3 separate regions of the Homo sapiens genome follow, and all the other regions are linked to region 1. A link is a loop called in an ENCODE intact Hi-C map of the cell type or tissue named here. Cell type or tissue: dorsolateral prefrontal cortex. All regions are shown on one strand.

What was found. Hi-C counts contacts between places; a loop is a spot of excess contacts. Peaks named below come from ENCODE experiments on the same cell type or tissue, not always from the same donor. Only the 100,000 strongest peaks of a DNase experiment are listed, where the experiment ranks them.
Region 2: it touches region 1 in a loop (3-fold over the local background); 3 of 110 quality-filtered maps call a loop at or near these places.
Region 3: it touches region 1 in a loop (2.4-fold over the local background); 11 of 110 quality-filtered maps call a loop at or near these places.

What each region holds. Positions count from the first base shown.
Region 1 is chr1:210,237,661-210,242,660 of GRCh38, forward strand. It overlaps SERTAD4 (SERTA domain containing 4), which reads left to right. Exons shown (of 4, transcript NM_019605.5): 2 at 284-475; 3 at 1,833-1,948; 4 at 3,898-5,000. The coding sequence starts at 301. The coding sequence ends at 4,677. Among named protein-coding and RNA genes, the nearest start is that of SERTAD4-AS1, 6.3 kb to the left of the region's middle. RefSeq lists an enhancer at 486-996. In dorsolateral prefrontal cortex, a CTCF peak has its summit at 2,300; a DNase peak (open chromatin) is centred at 2,331; H3K4me3 peaks cover 804 bases; H3K27ac peaks cover 1,940 bases.
Region 2 is chr1:209,873,580-209,878,579 of GRCh38, forward strand. No RefSeq gene overlaps it. Among named protein-coding and RNA genes, the nearest start is that of UTP25, 48 kb to the left of the region's middle. RefSeq lists an enhancer at 1,976-2,477. In dorsolateral prefrontal cortex, CTCF peaks have their summits at 2,138 (motif pointing right) and 2,341; a DNase peak (open chromatin) is centred at 2,202; H3K27ac peaks cover 5,000 bases.
Region 3 is chr1:210,141,172-210,146,171 of GRCh38, forward strand. All of the region lies in intron 6 of SYT14 (synaptotagmin 14), which reads left to right. Among named protein-coding and RNA genes, the nearest start is that of SERTAD4, 89 kb to the right of the region's middle. In dorsolateral prefrontal cortex, a CTCF peak has its summit at 2,507 (motif pointing right); a DNase peak (open chromatin) is centred at 2,500.

The sequences.
Region 1 (5,000 bases):
TGTCTAGAAGAGGGCTGAAGGGAATCTGAGAACAATAAGAAATGGGGTTTTAAAGATCCGCCCATGAAATGCAGATTGCTGAACACAGAGGCTGAGCTAATAGCAGCTAGAGAGTTTGCTGAGGTTTTCTTTGAAAAAATAATAAAATGTTTCAGGGTAAAGGGGAGGGCCGAGAAGTAAAAGTTTCCCAAAGCAAAGAAATGAAGATGCCAAGGCCGTCCCTTGGCTTGCTCTTGATTAGGGCTGTTTTCTTCATTCTTGTTTTTTTTTTTTTTCTTTTCAGATCTGAGGCTGTCAGAGATGACTCTGGTTCTGTCCATGAATAGATTCTGCGAGCCCATTGTCTCGGAAGGAGCTGCTGAAATTGCTGGGTACCAAACACTATGGGAGGCTGACAGCTACGGAGGCCCAAGCCCCCCAGGGCCAGCACAAGCTCCTTTGCAGGGAGACCGGGGAGCTGGTCCCCCACTGGCAGGTATTGCCCTTGACCTGCGCCCATCCCCCCCACCCCTCGCTGCCCTTTGCAGCCAGCCTGGTGGACAGGAGGTGGTGTCTGGGGTGCCCCTCTGAGCCAGGAGAGCTAAAGCTCCAGGGACTTCCCGGGCTGCCTGTGCGCCTCTCATAAGTGAGTCCAGAGCTCCAGAGAGAGGACCAGAGGTGATATTTAAATTGCATTCAAACCTGTGTCTACCCATGCTGCTTTTTGAATATAAGTCATGTGTCTGTATTTTTAAGAGGGCCAAACCAGATATTGAAACTCTGAGTTTGGGTTTTGGTTTTCTACCCTGTGGAACTGTATGGTTCTCTCACAACTATGAAAGCTCTGGTGGGCTCAACAATGACACCTTTATCCCATGAGATATAAAGGAATCTGCACTTTGGGCCAGCAGCTATGAGCTTCTTTTCTTTGTTAACCCATTTATGCCCAGTGTTCCATTATTGGAACGCTAAGCTTGTGGAAGTTATTTATATCCTACTGCTCAAGGTCATCACCAAGGTCTGACTTTTCAAACACAAAAAAATTTGCAACCTATGGCATAAATGGGTAAAGCACACAATTGGTTTTAGGATTGTAGGAAAAAAATTTAAAGCCAAGAAAATAGAAGTATGTTCTTCCTGATTCTTTCTTCTTATAGTTTAAGTTCCTTTGGATTTTTTTGCAGTATTAGCTATTTTTAAAAGAAACTAAAATATAAAACAAGTACTCAATGAAGTCTGTTTTGCTAAAAAAGATTAAAAACTGTGGTCTTCATGGTTGGCATACTACATTTTGGAGAGTGAAAAGGACATTAGTTACCCAAAATTTTAACTCAAATTTTAAAAATTTGAATTTTGTATTTTGAAAAAAAGGAATGCTATAATCCCAATGTGCAGATAACCATTTGTTCACTAACCTAAAGCCAATAAGATTTCAAAGTTGTTTGGTTATCAGTGGTTACAGTTAAAGATGTATACATCTTTAACAGTGGTGCTATGTTGTCATGAATTTAATTAAACAATTTAAATAAATACTAATATATTTTAGAGAAATTACACTCCTCCCCTTTATGAATGTTGCAGTTTCCTTTTGCATAGAATTAAGATTCTGCATATTTATTAAATGCTAAAATATGTGATTTTCCTCTATAATTGCCTAGAAATCTTTTCCTAGCCTGGGTCACAGGATTCCATATGATAGCAACTATTAAGACAAATGTTTATTTTTAATCACCACATGTACAGACAAATATGTAGCCAAGTTATCCTCTAGAAGGAAAGGAAACGAAAGTATTTTGTTTGGAGAACCTCTGGCAAACCGCATGTCATTTGTCATATCTGATTTATTACCACAGGATCACATTACAGGGGAATTTCAAATCCTATAACAACATCCAAGATCACATACTTTAAGAGGAAGTATGTGGAAGAAGAGGATTTTCACCCACCACTCAGCAGCTGTAGCCATAAAGTATGTTTTTTTAATAGTCATTATTTTTATTAAGAGTTTAAGATACTTAGTAACAGTTGCTTGATCCACTTCCAGGAATTAAATTGTTTCACCCAAGCAATGAAAATGAGCCACTTCTCAGTGGAGCCTCATTAATCGTTGTCGCTTTTTTGGGTCCTGTGTTATTTTTCACAAGTACTTGAAGAAAAAGCTGGCAAGAGCTATTCTACCCAGAAATGTCAAAATTATGTAATCCAAGGAATTTTTTTTAACGTATGATTTAATATTTCTCAGACTGTGTTTTGGGTTATGGTTCTTCCACACTTTTGTGTGTGGGGAATGCGCTCGTTCTTTCCTGTCATGTTCTCCCCAGTCTGAGTTCTGGCTCCTGCAGCCAATGCTACTTCCCTGTGTGTCCACATGGGGGTGGTTACACAGGGCTTTTCCTGACCTCTTATGGGTAGACTCATCATCCTTGAATGTGTGTATACAAGTAGAAATATGCACTTCACTGGACATGGGTTACATATAAGTTTGTTGAAACATGGACTTCATTTCCAGGAAAAGACCAAAGCTAACTTTTTTGTAGGTATAGTTAAAAAAAAAAACAAGATGGGGAAATTGCATAGAATTATGAATCTGGGCATCTAAGCTTTTGAAATATCAGTTCATTTTTCTTTAGAGTTACCTTCCTTCAATAACTATCTGCTGATTTAATCAAGGCAGGTATAAGCACAGACCATAGTTGTCTGAAATGCAGAGAGGATTTTCAATTCTTCTTCCTCTCTGTCTCCTCTTGCCTTCCCCCTCTGCCACCTCATCCTTTAGATGTTGCTTTTACCTTGCTCATGAAAAGACAGCAGAATGCATTGGTAGGTACTGGGCTTTTCCCTGCATGTGTAGTCCCTGCCTTTGGTCAGTATGGGCTGGTTTAGTTCACAGCTCCTCAGGTTATGGTGCCAGTTTGCTTTTTTGATGGCCTGGAATAACTGGTCCCCAGGACACAAGCAGTTTATTTCCTTTTTAGTTTCTGTGTTGTGGTTGTAGCAGTTTCCCAGTTGCTACTGGATTTGCACCAACCATCGCATAGTGACAGTGTCACACAGCTCAGGAGTGAGCCCTCTCATTTCCTCTCGGCATCTCGTCTCCCACTCAGCTCCACAAGGAAGCCTACTTTGGTCCTTCAACTGACACATTCTGTCAGGGTCTGAGCCTCATTCATTAGTGTGTCCTCTTATCAAGCAAGGATAATTGCAAGTATGAAACCCAAAGGATTAAAAGAGGGACAGCATTAAAAGCCAAATCTCATGCTCCTTCTTGGCTAGACCAGGGTTTGAAGTATATTCATTATGACTTGCATTTTGGCATCATTTTAAAAACATGTATTGATGTACAATATATGAGTTATGTGTCTGTGTGTGTGTATTTGTATAGACACACATAAAAAAGTACAGGTATCACAGTACAGCTTGATGAATTTCATGAGGTCATGTAACTAACATCCAGGTCGAGAACCAAAACATAACTAGCAACCAGAATCTTCCTTCTGCCGGCTTCTAACACTACCCCTCGCCCCGCTCACCCCAACTCTGAAAGTACCTCCTCTCCTGACTTCTAATAGCTTAGATTAGTTTTGTGTTTCAGCATCTTCCTTATTGGGCCATAATAGATCAAACCACCTGAACTGTCCCTCCTGGGGCCTGCACTGTGGCTCGATTCCCTAGTGCTTGACCACACCAGTGAGTCAGGAAGTGGGTGGGTGCTCCAGCCAAGTGAGGAAAGGGAATATCAGCAGAATGGGGGACAGCCTCTCTAAATTAACCCTGCGGAACAAGACCACAACATGCCCAGACCCAGACAGTGCCAAGAAAGAAGTATGCTATGATGATGTTTTCATATAGTCCATTTTCTAAGCTTTCTCTCTTCCTTTTTCTGTTTGTTTTTTTCTTTTTTTTTTTTTTGGTTTGTAGACCATCTCAATTTTTGAGGAACGAGCCCACATCCTTTATATGTCCTTAGAAAAGCTAAAGTTTATCGATGATCCTGAAGTGTACCTCCGAAGATCTGTCCTTATAAACAATTTGATGAAAAGGATCCATGGAGAAATTATCATGCAGAATAACTGGTGCTTCCCTGCCTGCTCTTTCAATGGCACCTCTGCCCAAGAGTGGTTTATGGCTCAAGACTGCCCTTACCGAAAACGACCACGGATGGCCAAAGAGGAATGTGAAAAGTTTCATGCCTGCTGCTTTTACCAAGAATGTGGTGGCCACTACCTAAATTTACCCCTTTCTGTCAATGCTAATGTTGGAAGTGCCTCCACTGCTGCCTCCTCTCCCTCCGCCTCTTCTTCCTCCTCATCTTCCTCTTCCTCTCCCCCTTTGCCTTTACCGAGTTGTTCCCGCCAGGTGGATTTTGATGTAGGTAGTGCATCTATTTACAAGAGTGATGGCCAGATACCTGCCAATGAAATCTTTGTCACTAATGTCAGATCACTTGGTGTTCAGGAAAAGGCCAAATTAAATGATGAGAAAGCAAATGATGACACCAACAGAGATGGTGGCCCCCTCAGCCACGAACCTGTGGGAAATGACCTTGCTTTTGAGTGCAAAGGCCAATTTTATGATTATTTTGAGACCGGATATAATGAAAGAAACAATGTAAATGAATCTTGGAAAAAGTCCTTACGGAAAAAGGAGGCTTCACCACCAAGTAACAAACTGTGCTGCAGCAAAGGAAGTAAAATATGAGCCATCTTCTCACCGAACTTTGAAGCATGCACAGCATGATCAGTTAGCTCTCGTAAATTTTATTTTGAATGGATTTTGTAGTTTTGTACAACAGATAAAATTATGCCATGAACATGCCATGTCGTTTTAATGCCTGGAGAGCAGATTGCGTAAAACATCTGTATAGCAGGCATCAGCGAGCTTCTTATAAATGTGGTGATTTTTACCAAGGAAACGATTGACTTAATGCTTAAAAGTATATCATAGTTTTCTTACGGAAAAGATCAGTAGATGAGATTGGGGGACAATGTGCCCTTGCAATATTTCCATTGCCCCCCAAGGAG
Region 2 (5,000 bases), 360 kb before region 1:
ATCTGTGATAAAAGTCAGACCTTTGTTCAACTACAAAGAAGTAAGGCGTAGTTATGATACAGAACATGTGAAGAGAACTTTTTGTTCTGGAAGGTGCACATGACATTCCATTTGAATGAGAAACATCAGAGAGAGGCGTGCTTTCACTCTCACAAGGCACGATCCCCAGCTGCACAAAGCTTTGTATTTCTTGTTATATTTCCTTTTTCAGGGAGATGAGGGGCTGGTGGTAGAGATGCATGGACCACAGCAAGTTATTGTGCCATGATTTTGTCTTTGACGTACTTATTTCTGAAATTCATTATGACTTGAAATATCCTTTTCATAAAGACTGCAATAAAGTCCTTTGACAATATGGCTAGATGGATCAAAGGGCTTATCTCTGTTGAATCTTGAGTAGCCACCCAGATATCACTGGAGAAGCAACAATGCAGGTAATTCAAAACACCCTCAACTCACATTTAGTTGACTTTGGGATGTAGCACAGTTTTGCAGGAATATATTTATATTTCTTATATTTCATAACCTAATAGAAGCTTAAATAGTTACCTCAGCCTTCATTGCACAGATAATGAAAGAGAAGCTTAAAGAAGAGAAATTAAGTACTTGCCCAAGGTCACATAGTTAGTTAATGGAAGAACCAAAACTAGAACCTAGATCTTCTGATGCCACATTTCAAGCTCCATGAACCACTGGTAAGAACTACCTTTTATGCTGGTACACAGTGTGTGTACAAGATTACACCTATAATGATAAAACTGGTGGTTTTTATTCTGTCCTTTTCTATTTGATTATTTCCTTTTTAATAGTGCTGGTCATGGTCCACAAACTGACTACGAGGTCTCAGCTAGCATCTGTAAACACTGCTGTGGATCACAGAATTGCTTATATGCCATCCTAACCATATACCAAATGATGCTTTCATACAACAGTGAAAAAATATTTCCCTTGGAAAGATTACATTTCTACTGTCACTTTTTGTAAGTGAGTATAAAGAATTTGTGACTATTTGGTTTTCTTAGGGAAAAAAGATTAAATATGCATAAAGGGAGCCACAAATCTGTCAAGTATTTTCAGACTGCATTCAAAAACTCACCGTTTCCATGAACTCTTTCCACACTAGACTCATTGAGCTCTCTGATCTTCTCAACACTGATGTACCTTTTTGCAAAACATTTAGTCACTGATCCTAAACTTCAACTTTATCCCCCTTTTTCTAGAAAAATTAAGAAAAATTGCACTCACACACAAAAAATTCCATTGGCATCAGGGGACTCTTACCTGCTTATTCCCAAATCTGGGAGGTGTGGTGGAAGGCTCACATGTATGATACAGAAAGACAGGCATCCATACATGTCAAATACTATATATCTGAGAGCTGAAAATATGATGGGAATGCAACAAAAAGTCAAAATCAAGTGGTCCAGGATGGAAATTTGGCTTAAAAAAAATCAGTCTGGGTACAGTGGCTCATACCAATGATCCCAGCACTTTGGGAAGCGGGCGGATTGCTTGAGCTTAGGAGTTCAAGACCAGCCTGGGCAACATGGTGATACCCTGTCTCTACCCAAAATACAAAAATTAGTTGAGCATGGTGGCGTGTACCTGTAGTCCCAGCTACTTGGGAGGGGCTGAGGCAAGAGGATCACTTGAGCCTGAGAAGTCAAGGCTGCAGTGAGCCATGATCACACCACAGCGCTCCAGCCTGGGTGACAAAGCAAGACCCTGTCTCATTAAAAAAAAAAAAAAAAAAAAAAAAAAAAATCAGATTTCTAATGCAATTTTAGAAACTTTGCAGCCTGTGGATACCACAGACTCAACTGGATTCAACCATGCATTAGTCCTCCTCCCCAAACATCCTTCAGAGTTACACATTTCCAGCAAGTAATGCTTTGAAATTCATTTTGTTTTCTTAACCACCAGGCCTGCAGGAGATCAAGGCTAAGGGCAAGGAGCGGAAGGGAGACACACAAGATGCTCAAGTCTTTAAAAATCCCCATTGGGAGAATCACGCTACAAATGGACAAATCACATCCTGAAACGGTGGACTCTCTGAAGACCTTACAAAACAGCCTTCAGGCCTGATCTGTCTCCTTTCCCAGCTTGAACTGTGTTTTCCTAAAGTGGTTTCACTTTCCTCCTTCTCCAAAAGGTGGCATCAGAAAGGAGGGAGCAGGAAGGCACAGGCCAAACGCTCATCTCAATGGCTGCCTCAGCCATGCTCTGACAAGTGAGCTGATGGGAAAATTGCTCCTAATTAAATCACTTCATTAAAAAGAGACCATTTTCCAAGCGAATGCACTCCGCAGTTCTCGTGGTGGGTAATTTGTTGTGTTAATAAGCTGGAGAGGTTGAATTCCAAGGTTGCAGCCGCTGACAGCCTGCAGAAATAGGGACCATATTTTGGCAATGCCCTTGCCCTGTCGAGGGTACCGAGGAAAGCTGACAAATGGCAGTTCCTTATAATAGTTTTGCTCACTGGAGACCTGAGGGGCTGAGAATGATGTTTTCTAGTCTGTAGGTTTAGGATGCCAACAAGATAAAACAAATACCCAGAAAAAGGCGCTGTGTCTTTTGTTCGCTGAAAAATAAACAGGGGAGGACTTCCCTTTTGTAGATCCCACTGTGATAGAGGAAGAGGGTGCTTCTTCAGCTGTATTTGAACCGAAGCATGGAAAATTGCCATCTGCATTCAACTCTGTGGTTTTAGGGCAGCTGGATAGGCAGTGCTGCACAGTCTGAGGCTGTGGACGTTGAAGTTAGACCAAGTGTCAGTTCCAATCCTAATACTTACCAGCTGTGACACCTTGAACATGCATGGTAATCTCTCTAAGCCTCATTTTCCTCATCTGTCAAGACAGTCATAATACCTACCTCTTGGGATGGTGGTAAAGAGTAAAGAAGGTAATATTTGTAGAGTGCATAGTGTCTGGCAATAGGAAATACTTATTAAATGGTAGCAAAAGTTTTTTCCTCCACTTTACAGATGAGGAAATGGAGGATTACAGTGATTAAGTAGCTTAACCAAGGTCATAAAACCCTGAGTGGGAGGGTCCGGACTGCGTTTGGCTCTAAATCCAGGCACCATGATTTCACTGTTGGTACAGATGGAAGCAAGCACTTAAATGCATATGATCTTATTGGCTGTGAACTGAGCAGGACCTCTGATATTTCCATCTAGAGCAGGCCAATCACATAGTGCACAGATTATATTCCCTGATAGATATCTTGGCAAAAATGGTCCCAATCCCTTTGGTTCTTGGGCTGATCTTGTTTGAGGATTCTGTTGCTCAGAGCCCCTGAGCCCGTTTCTCTCTAGCTTCTAAAGAACATTTGGTCTTCTTGGTTCCCTGTAGCCAGTCTGCTGCTTCACTTTTCTTCTTTAGCAGCTCAGAAAGATTTCTTCCCTTATTTCCTGAAACCCCAAGGAAAACTGGTGGTCCTGGCTCTTGCCTTCTGACCTCCACTTCTTTGTCAAGTTTCCACTTTAGTTTGGCTTCTGTGGAAAATTCCACTGTGGACTTCTATGGATGAATGCACTCTCTAATTATATTGAATCTACAGAGATCCATTTTCATAACCCTAACAGGGTTAGTCCCTGAGTTCCTGTGACTGTTAGATGATCATGGACCCAGTGGATCCATTCTGCTGGGTACAAGGGGCCCTCAGGGAGGCTCACTGACGGTGGCCAGTCAACCGTCATGAGTCATTGCTATTGTGCTAGAAAAACAGAAATTTATGGCTTTGATCAATATCTTTCCTTAGGGCTCAGCATCTCTTGGCTCTATTCTGTTGTTGGCACTCTGAAACAGCAGCAGTTAAAAAAATTTTTTTTTCTACTGCAAATAAATTCTTTTTTGCTACAGTTTTTCTGAGGGCTCTCACTGCAAAAGAAACCAGGAACTGTACCATAATTTGGGTTGTGTTTAGTTCTCTTTCCCTCTCTTGGATTTCCTTCCTGCCTCCTTCCTTCCTCCTTCCTTTCTTCTCTTTTTCCTTCCTGTCTTTTCTTTCCCCTCAGTACCCTTGCTTTCCTACCCTCTCCCTTCTCCTATCCACTCTGTGTTTCCACATTCTTTTCAATTCAATAAATATTGATTAGGTACTCAATTGATTGTACTAGGTAACTCAGTACTCCCAAAATGAGATGGTCTCTGTTCTTAAGGAACTCATGCTTATAACTTAGTAGAAATCTTTCCTATATTGCCTTTTCCCCCCAATTTATAGTGAAGGCTGAAAATCTAGATACTATTTAGGGTTAGTAAATATTCTCTTATAAAAAGTCAAAAACTTCTTGAGGAGTCTCACTTAGTCATTCACACATTAGTATGATTTAATTTAATAAGATTGCTTTCCCTCTCATACCTAGTTAAACAGCTTGCCTTGTAAGAATAAAGATTCTGATTGGGGAAGGAGAAGTAGGAAATTTGGAACTATAAAACAATTTTTGGAGGTTGGCAGCCTCAGGGAAAGCCCTTGGAAGAGGATAAGAACACTGTTCATTAAGATAGAGATTCTTGTTTTAAAACGAAATCAGGCCGGACACAGTGGCTCACGCCTGTAATCCTAGCACTTTGGGAGGCCGAGGTGGGTAGATCACCTGAGTTCAAGAGTTCAAGACCAGCCTGGCCAAATGTTGAAACCCGGTCTCTACAAAAATATAAAAATTAGCCAGGCATGATGGCAGGTGCCTGTAATCCCAGCTACTCGGGAGGCTGAGGTGGGAGGATTGCTTGAACCCGGGAGGTGGAGGTTACAGTGAGCTGAGATCGCACCACTGCACTCCAGCTTGGGCAACAGAGCGAGACTCCATCTCGAAAAAAAAATTAATTAATTAATTAATTAAACAAGTAAATAAAAAATAAAATGAAATCAATAAAAAAAATATAGATATTCTTTTTACCCAAGGCTTGTCAAACACCTCTGTGACCTATAGTTTTAATTTGAACCAAGGCTGAGTGAGAGAATTTGGAGGGATTGTGATTTTAATTTCTCCAGTT
Region 3 (5,000 bases), 96 kb before region 1:
TGTCTTTTCATTTATTTAGGACTTCTTTGATTTCTTTCAAAAGTGTCTTGTAACTTTCGTGTAATACAAATTTTACAGTTTTGTTAAATACATTCCTAAGTATTCTATTCATATTGAGGCTATTGTGAATGGAATTGTTTTCTTAATTTTTTGTTTTCTAATTGTTCATTGCTAGTGTAAAGAGATAAAATTGATTTTCATATATTGATCACAAATCCTGAAGCTTTGCTGAGCATATTCATTAGTTCTAGTAGTTATTTTCTTCATGTGCATTTTAGGATTTACTGCATAGGAGATCATGTCATCTGTGAATAGAGGTAGTTCTGATTCTTCACTTCCAATCTGAATGCCTTGACAAAGACATTCTCCTAGACTAGTCGCCCCCATAGTTTATTGTTGCTGTTTGTTGTTGTCATTCCTCTTTGATGACTTTCTTGGTTTTTGTAAAGTCTATATTATTGTCATGTGCATCTCAGTTAACATTAGTGGTCAGCTCAGCTAACAACTGGACAGAGATTTCATTAAGTCTTTGCTGAGGGGTTCTGTGTATATTGAGCCATGCTTTCAATGCTCCAAGAGTCAGTTTACAACTGTGCCTTAACTTTCACTTTCTGCATGCACAGAGCAGCAAGATCAGCTAGAGGTAAGAGACTAGGACCTTCTCAAGTTTTTTCTGGGCATGCACATAGCTTTGCACATGTGTGTAGACTGCTAGATTTCCAGAAATGCCTTAGAACTTTTCAGAGATCCCTATTAACATCTCATTCCCTAGATTTTGCTCTTATTTTTTCATTGGCCAGAGCCAGTACTGCTTCTTTGGTGACTGCCATGTTAAACACTTGCCACTGATTGTTTCCAACAGATGTTCTAAGGATATAGTTCTTATCAATCTGAGTCAAGTAAAATCAAAACAAAGCCTGAGAATGGAACTTTTCACAGAACTGTGAGACAAGTGAAGTAATGTCATTTCTCTGAAGATGGGGCTCCTGGGCACTCCAAACCCATTCTTCCCCCCTCCAGCATCTATGAGGCTGTTGGATTTCACAGTTGCAAGTGTTGGCTTTCAACACTACCAGGGAACTGGGGAGAGGGTAATGGGAATAGGGTATATTTAAAATGCCACAAACCTTGGTAGTTCTCACAGTATTGAGCCATTTTTCTTGAATAAACACTCCTTGGAGTGTTGCAGGCCTTTAGTTAGTTCAGAGTTCTGAAAAAGTTTTTTTTGACAATGTTTGCCAGTGTTCATGTTGCTTTTATAGAGGAGCAGACTTTCAGAGGTCCTTACTTCACCATTCTGCCTGTAAGGGTGTTTGAGTAGAGGTGTGTCCCCACCAAAGCCAGGTGTATGGAAGTCTAGTTTACCAGTGTCTGATGTCCATATGCTGGCATGGAGATTGGTGAACTGTAGTGTGATGAGCTGATCCAAAATGGCCATTCAGTTAAGGAAAACTAAGAACGTTACCAGAAAAAAGATACAAGGCCAAAAGTTCAAAGATTTAAAAGTAAGTAACAGATTGAGCTGACATGGAGGATGACCTGATTGAGCATAGGAGACCTCTCCTGTGCCTGCTCTCTGCACCCCTTCCTCCCCCATTTCCCACTGTTTGCATTCACGGCAGACTACACAGATAATAGTGTAGAAGAAGCATCAGAATGGGGAAAAGATAACTAAGATGAAATTGCATTATGGAAATATAGTGATCTATTTTTAAAACACTTATGTGTTAGCTCACGTAATCTTATCACTTGAGAGGACATGAACATGAATCTCTGTTTTATAACGGAGAAAAATGAGACTTTCAGTAGATCAATTACTTCCCAGGCTTAGGGCTAGCAACAGGTAGAACTACTCCTAGCTCTTTTGATTTGTCAAGTACTTTTTGCACTATTAGATAATAACACTCTATTAGAGGAGTTTTAGTAGTAAGGAAGAGCCTATTTTGAGATACTATCCGGAGGAAAAATCACCAGTGTATATCTGGTTGGTCATGTGAGATTAAAAAAGAGAAGATGCCCAAAAGTTGGAAAAGGTAATGCATTAGAAGTGTAATTTTAAAACATTGCAGCTAGCCAAAAAACAAGTGCCATTCTAATGTAGGGAAATAAAGATCAAGTTGCTATTAATTCGGTGAAAGAATCAGGGAAATAATTACTGAATATTTAATCTTAGCCAGAAATGTCTATATTTTGCTAATTTTTCACCATGTGTCAGCAGCACTGTAAACAATAGCAATTACAATAGTTACTTGGAATTGGATATCTAAATTTGTTAAATATTACACAGTTGGGAGTATATTATATTCATTTGCTCCCGTTTGTTTATATTTTAATATCTTGAAAAATGTCATATATTATTTAGCGCTATATTCAATATTTTACCATCTATATTATTACTGTCCACCAGACTACTAGAGAGTTACTTAAGTGTAATACTGTAAGTTTTGACTTAAGTGAAGACTCAAAATATTTTGGAGAAACTGGGTCGGCAGGGGGCAGCACAGTCTTACAATGTATAAAATGTGGTCATTTGAATGACCATTCAGAAATAAGATATAAAGATAGTGTAGTTCATGGCTTTTCAAGCTTTTCAAGCATTCAGACCCTTTATTTCAAATGAAATATTATTTATAACTCAAAAAAGTAAGGCAGAGAAAAGTGATATTTTACTAACAAATCTTATTTTATAATATTTACTTGTAACATCTGTTAATACTGAAAATGATAGGGTTGTTTTGATGAACAAAAAATTGAGAATAAAATTTTCTAGAGGGTACTGTTACTATATTATTTTTATAGATGAGGAAATTGAGTCTCAAGGAACTTTTAAAACATGTCCAAGGTCACGCAGATGGCAAAAAGTTAGAGCTTATTCATAAACTCAACTGTCTTACTCCAAAGCACAGGCACCTACAGTTATGCAATTGCTGCTAATACGTTTTCATCTTGCTGCAGCTCTGAAATCCAGTGCAATGTATTTCTTTTGTTTTAATTATACATTTTAGAGAAAACTCTGATTCATATAGATAAGGAGTTACAAATGATAACTTTGACAGCTTGCTCTTTAAACTTCAAATATTCTCAATTAAACAGAAATGACAGGTAAATCTTTAGTCCAAGATACAAATAATAATACATTAAATTTATTTGCAATACAATGTGTTCCCTAATATATTAACAAGTGATATAACTATTAAGGAAGTAGACATAGTTATTTCACCTTTTTTAGATAACTGAAGTATGGAGATGCTAAATACCTTACTAAAGTCACGGTCCTGTAACAGACCCCCGTAAATCTGACTGCAAAGTTTCCTTTCCTTACGAGTACACTATATTGCCTCTATTATATTACTCATTTATATACTCGTATTGTTCTTATTTTAATTTTTAAATAGTTAAAATTATATTTTTAAAATGAAATTCAATAGATTTCACTAACCACTGTTGGAAAACCAATAGTCTATGGATAATTATAATCCAAAACATGGAAGACACTTAGAAATCATTTGGGGCTGTTATATTAATAATTTAATTTATTTCTATTTAGTTTTCTAATAATAAAAACATTTATATTAAAAACAGATTCAAATCATCTCATTTAAAACAAATTCATTAAAGGGAACATATAACATAATTGGATATATCAACTTGTGTAGGAATAACTGATTCTAACACTCTATATGCTGAGTGACCAATTTAAAAAGCTCACACTTCCCCCAGGTGTAAATGTGAGAGCATTTCTGGGATACGGAGTCTTTAGCAACCCAATATGTGTCAGCAGTGACTCAGATATCTCAGAGAAAGAAGCTTTTTGAAATTTTCAGAAATGTGATAGACTAGTAAGAAATCAAGGAAGTCAGCTACATTAATTTTGAAGCACAATGTGTAGTTCTTAGTATGCGCTAAAGGTCTGTAGGTTAGAAAAATCTTACATGATTACTACAACTATAACGTGTCTAGATCAGTAAGATTGATTATAATAAAACATTTTTAAGTCTATGTTTTGCTACAGGGTAAAAAATTGCAATTTTTTGCTCAGGATATAAAATGTGCACAAAGCAAGTATTATCTCAAGTAAAGACTTATCTATCACTAGCACAGCTAAGTAAGTTGTGATCCCTGCTCAAGCACTCAGTCATGCAGCATATTTGGCCTTATTTTTTGAAGATGTATATCTGAGCATGTTACTCCCCAGTTCAAAATGCCTCTCTTGCTTCCATTACTTGTAGAGTAGGTCCAACTTTTCTTACCACCGCATTTCATGTCTTTCATGATTTATTATTTTCATTCAGCAATATTTATTAAGTGCCTGCTGAATGATAGGCACTGTACTAATTTGAGGACATACAAAGATGAATAAAACAAAAGTTCTGCCCTGAAGGGACTCACAGTCTAGTGGGAAAGACAGACAAAGCAACAGTTACAGGACAGAAAGTCTCTAATAGAAATATTCATATAGTGCTGGATGAGTAAAATTTGGCTTCAATCTTCCTTTCCATCTGCATTTTCCACCCCCTCCCCATATACACATGCCACTCCAGACCAGTTTACATTTACCAAACGTGATACCCACTTTTGGGGGCTTAGCTCATACTTTCTTTGTGTGAAATGCCCTTCCCTATGCCTGCTGAAATACTATTAGGACCAACTTCAGGTATCTCCAGAATATTGTTTCTGTTACCAGAGTTAATCATATCCACATATTTTCTCCCATAAAATCTCTAAAGGCAGTTTATCATAGTCTGCCTTGAAATCAGTTCATCTATTCCCTAGTACAGTGCTTGTGCTGAACAGACATTGAATATACTTTTCTACTGCTGAGTCTCTAAATAACAACTTTATTTCTAGTCTATTCTGTTTCCTTCAGTAAGATAAAAACAGTATGGCCCGGCATGGTGGCTCACATCTGTAATCCCAGCACTTTGGGAGGCTGAGGTGGGCAGGTCACCTGAGGTCAGGAGTTCAAGACCAGCCTGGCCAACATGGTGAAACCCCATCTC